Linked DNA regions of Homo sapiens: region 2 is linked to region 1. A link is a loop called in an ENCODE intact Hi-C map of the cell type or tissue named here. Cell type or tissue: A673. All regions are shown on one strand.

Region 1 (2,500 bases):
AAGTATCACACCTACATACAAAGTATCCCCACAGACTATCCAATAATTACAAAGGGGAAATATACCTTACTATGATGAAATTCAGCTGTCACCAACTTAACCCAGAGATCAAGTTTAGCACCGCTAATTGTGGAACAACCTGATTTTATATGCCTGTTGTTTTGATGCAACATGAAGCACTAATAGCATTACCTGTGAAGGAGGGTTGCCAAAAATGCTTAACCTGAATACAATCAAGTTTATTGACCCAACTTCCAGTATACAAGAAATAGGGGCATAAAGGAATGAGTAAATTGAGCATGAGGGAAGAATTACATCCAGAATATGGGACATTGTATAAGAAAACACCTAAATTCTTCCAAAGGTCAGTGACATTGAAAAGCGTGGGAACTGTTCTAGATTAAGAGGTAATCAGATGTAACAAGTGCAATGGATAAATCTTGATTGATCTTGGTTTTGAAAAACAAAGCTGTAAAAAAAATTTAGGGATCACTGGAAAATTTAAATATGGACTCAATATTAGATTATATTAAATTATTGCTAATTTTATTAGATGTAAAAACTATTTTATGGCTTCTTAGGAGAATGTCCTATGCTGACTATAGAAGTGTCCTATAGAAGTGATTGTTTCAAATTTTTCAAAATGAAAAGTATAGATAGACTGGCTAAAACGCCTTTTAGAATAGTTTTGGGAGGTGTGTACGTGTGTGTTTGGGGATGATGGGGAAGAGCAGAAGATAGTTGCAGGGAACTCTGGGCATTAGCAATAGCTTAACAAGCTCAGAAGTAATACAGGAGATTACAAAAGCATTGTCAGAAACAAAAGACAATAGAAAGCCAGATGGGTCAATGTTTAGCAGGAAAGATGTGGGCAGGAGGCTGTAGCAGTCACCAGGAGCTCTTTGAAGGGCAGGAAGGAAAGCATGATTAATGTGAAAGAATTACTTTGACTTCCCCACATGCAGGAGAGTCAAGTGGGTCTTGCCTTCTGATGTTGTGATAGGAATTTTTTTTTCATTTTTTGGCCCTGTTTAACTTTCTCGTATAGCAGCTCCAGCAGCAGTCTTAAGACAGTCTTTTAAACTCGGAATTCATTGGATTCGTTTGCATCACAGCCCCTGAAAGTACCTTTCTTATCTGGATATTCCCCACCCCATATTCATGTCACTTACAGATCATTTATCTTAGAAAAAAGAGGAATGGTGTGAAATAGTCCACATTATTTGTATTGCACAGTGGATAATAGAGCAATCTTTTAATGAAGTTTGCTTAAACTGAACAACCATGAGTGGCAGGGGATGTACATTCCCAAATGTAGACAGGAAAAAATAAGGCAGTTAACTTGACTTTTTCCAAAAACCAAAATGAATCCCAGAGTTTTGCCCCATGAAGACTAGTGGGCATAATTTGACATGGTCACATTTGCCATTTTGTTGATATGTCAGCAGTTGAAAAACCCCAAAAAACTACACAATGGAGACCTTAATGCTCAAAGATTCCATTAGGTGGCAGTCAGGATACAGGAATCTTTCAATGTCTGATTTCTCCGCCCCCTCCCCCACCTCCTCCAGCCTTAGTGAAGGAATATTGCCAGGTAGCGTGGTGGGGAGAGAGGAGTTAGGGAAAAACAAACACCCCCAAAAAACTATGGCTCGCAGTATCCAAATGATGAAGAACAGCAAGTTTTCTGTGCTCAACTTCCATTTTGGTTCTAATATATATGTTTTTCTTTGGCCTTCCTGTGATTCCTTCCTTTATAAATTCTTCTATATCTAAAGCCCTTTATAGACCACTTGTAATGCTGTTTACATCTCTGTGTTATTAGTCTTAGAGCATAAGTAGGAAGTGTGGCTCATTTTGTTAAAGACCTGTAAGAGTTCAAGGGACTTTTGTAGTGACACTCTCATCCTCTGTAATTATTGCTCATGAAAGGCTCCTGGTGGTCCTGGTTGGCTTTGTACATTGGGTTTCATGGGGAAAGGACTCTAAGTTCTGTGCGAAAGGTAAAGTTTTGGAGAGTGCCCTTGGGAACATCACCTGTGACGGCTGATGGGCAGGACTGGACAGAGGAAGAAGGTGAACTGTTATGCGCTTGCAATAGGGACCTTAATCAGTCCCATAGAAGCTCTGGAACTGGGATGGCCCTTCTGTAACTGAGATGCCCCTGTCCCTTAAGTCAAGGGGCCAGGGCTTTATGTTCACCCATCATCAATTGACCAGCCAATAGATGGGGGCTATCCCTGTGAAAGGGGCTAAGAGCAATTCAGCTAAGAGCTGTCAGCTACTAGCACTCCCAACTGCTAGGAAGATGAGTACCTCAGTCCTAAAGAGGGAATCTGGGAAGCATACCATAACATCTGCTACACAGATGAAAACGACGTACTTTCTGAGTATCACCCCTATTTTTGGTATCTCTGACATTGTCTCTCTTGCAAAAGCTACCCATATTAGAGATCATGAAACATCACCTTCTCATCTTGTTTTCCTTGGATTAAAACTA
Region 2 (2,500 bases), 1.8 Mb after region 1:
CAATGTGATTTTACCAATGGTCCAGCATGCCTATAACCCATGTAAGTATGGCTGAAAACCCACACAAGAACTTCGGGCAGCTCCATACCCAGGTGAGCAATATTCAGAGATTCTGGCGGTGACAATCACATGAACTGCAACTTATGCAGATTATGACACCTGCACCTGCAGCTGTGGAGACCTTCATGGATCCTGTGGGGCACACAGGCCCCCAGCAGCTCTGGGTCCTCGGCCCAGGACACAGAGGAAAGGCCCAGCCCAAGGCTGTGGCTGAACAGTGTCTGGACAGAAGAGCACAGCTGTTTGGGGGGATCTGATGGCCGGTCCCCCTGGATCCTCCAGAGAGCTTGGCAGGCGATACCACAGCTAAAGGCCAGAATGGAATAAGGAAAACATTTCCCCTCCGTTCCTTGGCCTAGAACAGCCTAGAGGAAAGGGCTTTGGGGGCCAGGAGCAGAGCCAGCTTCCTGGGTTGGTTTCCTAGTTCTAGAACACTGGCAGCCCAGGTGGCTACTGGGCCAAACCCTTGTTTAATGTGGCTCCTCTGTGCCTGTCTGAATGCTTCCCCAAGCTTCCAAGACCAGCTCATTGCCCTCTCCTTCCTCTTCCTCTCCTCCCTCCACACCCAGCATCCCCAGCCTCCCAGCTCTGCTCTGATCCCATTTTGCACACCAGCTGAGCCTTCTCACCCACTCACTGTTCCCGGGGCTCTACTCCCACACTGCATAGCAGCTGCCAGGGCCAATGCCCAGCATGCACACAGGTGCAGTGGATTTGAGGAGTACCTACTCAGTGCAGGGTCCAGTGAGGCCCTAAGGAAATAGAGAATAAACAAAATACGCAAAGACAAGCTCTCTTCTCCTAGCAAACTCTCCCTCCAGGGAGGAGGCCATAGGAACCGGAGGCTCCAGGGCAGGCAGACCTAGCTGCACATAGCAGCTCAGGAGTCCCTCTGGTGCTCATCACAGCTTCCTGAAGTCCCCACGTCTAGCTGGAGCTCCCACAACCAAGGGCTCATGCTGGCGAACATGGGGCCAGAGATGGATTGGGAGATACCCAAGGAAATGCAGCCCCATTGGAGCAGCAGAGGGGAGCAGGGAGCTCAGGGGATGCAAGGCAAGGGATTCCAGGTACACGGTGCTTCTGAGGCCCTGAGACGCCCCAAACCTCTTCCATTCTCAGCTGTCTTCCCAGCCAGGTCCCAAACCTCCAGGCTGCATTGCAGGGTGCTGGCGCCCTCTAGTGGAAAAAATGGCAGGTGCCCCCGGCTCCTTTACTGAGGAAGGAGGATTCAAGTTCCCAGGCAGGCACAAGCTCAGGGCAAGACTGTGCAGTGCAGGACACTTGCTTCCAGCCCCAGCATCCCTCCCCTTGTCCCTTCTCAGCATTTCCCCCTTCTTCCCACAGATCTCAGACACAAAGCCACGCATTCTCCCTCCCACTCTTCCCCAGTTTGCTTTGCCAATCTTATGTCTATCAATGTGTAAAATTTACACTGTAAATGAATAATAAGGGATAATATGGTGGGTTTTTTAGGTGCAGCTGGCACAGTCTCTGTTAGGAGTGAAGTTCCAACATGGTGATTTAGACATTAAAGAGGTATTTCTAGGCGGCACGCGAGGCACCGCTTTCCCCTTCTGAGAGGAAGTAGGCTTCTATACCATATGACTTGAAATCAGGAGCATTCCACTTTTCAAAGGCCAAGGTGTAACCAGTGGACCCTAAAGGGGAGTGAGGGAGATCCTGAGCTCACTGCCTAGGCAACATCTGAGAGGACCAAGCGGGCTTGGAGTCCCCTAGGCACAGCAATGGAGGGCGGGGGAGAAAAGCAATGACCCGCCCTCACCCTCACTCTGCAGCCACTGGAGGCATCCCTAGGTGCTCCCAAGACAGCAGGTGGCATGTGGCAAGAGAAGCCCATCCAGACCCATTGGCACCCATTTCTCCAACAATATCAAATCCCTATGCTTGTCAGAGAGGCCACTTCCCCATAGCCCAGGAAAAGCTTTTTAAGAGACACAACAGTGAATCAAGCACGGTTCCTGCCCTCGAGGAGTTGGGAGGCCATTCATCGAATGTCAGATCCAACTGCCAATCTCACACTACCCCTCCTGTGCTGTGCTGCACTAGGGCTGTCAAACACATCACACTTTACCTCCCAGACTGCACATGGCCTCAGGACCCCTCCCTCTCTGTGCTCTGGAGGCAGCTGTCCTCCACCCCACCCTAAGCCACTGGAGTTTACCTTGACAGTGTGCCCTATCCCTGTATGGTGGAGAGAGCCTGCTCACCGGTCTCCAGAATGCCCAAATCCACCCATTTCTCTGCGTCCCCACCCAAGCTACCAGCATCTCTTTCTGGACTATGGTTTCTTTTCCTCCCCTTCCACTCAGGACACTGTATACAGATCAGCGGAGGGAAAAAAATGCTCTTTAAAAAGCTTGAGTCTTCATTACCCCCCTTCAACAGCTTCCCTACCTGGCCCTCTGGCATCCCTCTC

Evidence for each region. A loop is a pair of places that touch in the nucleus more often than their neighbours do. Peaks named below come from ENCODE experiments on the same cell type or tissue, not always from the same donor. Only the 100,000 strongest peaks of a DNase experiment are listed, where the experiment ranks them.
Region 2: it touches region 1 in a loop (22-fold over the local background); 9 of 110 quality-filtered maps call a loop at or near these places.

What each region holds. Positions count from the first base shown.
Region 1 is chr10:110,310,041-110,312,540 of GRCh38, forward strand. No RefSeq gene overlaps it. Among named protein-coding and RNA genes, the nearest start is that of SMNDC1, 6.4 kb to the left of the region's middle. In A673, a CTCF peak has its summit at 1,476 (motif pointing right); DNase peaks (open chromatin) are centred at 911 and 1,511; H3K27ac peaks cover 1,127 bases.
Region 2 is chr10:112,136,335-112,138,834 of GRCh38, forward strand. No RefSeq gene overlaps it. Among named protein-coding and RNA genes, the nearest start is that of GPAM, 46 kb to the right of the region's middle. In A673, CTCF peaks have their summits at 1,239 (motif pointing left) and 1,443; a DNase peak (open chromatin) is centred at 1,237.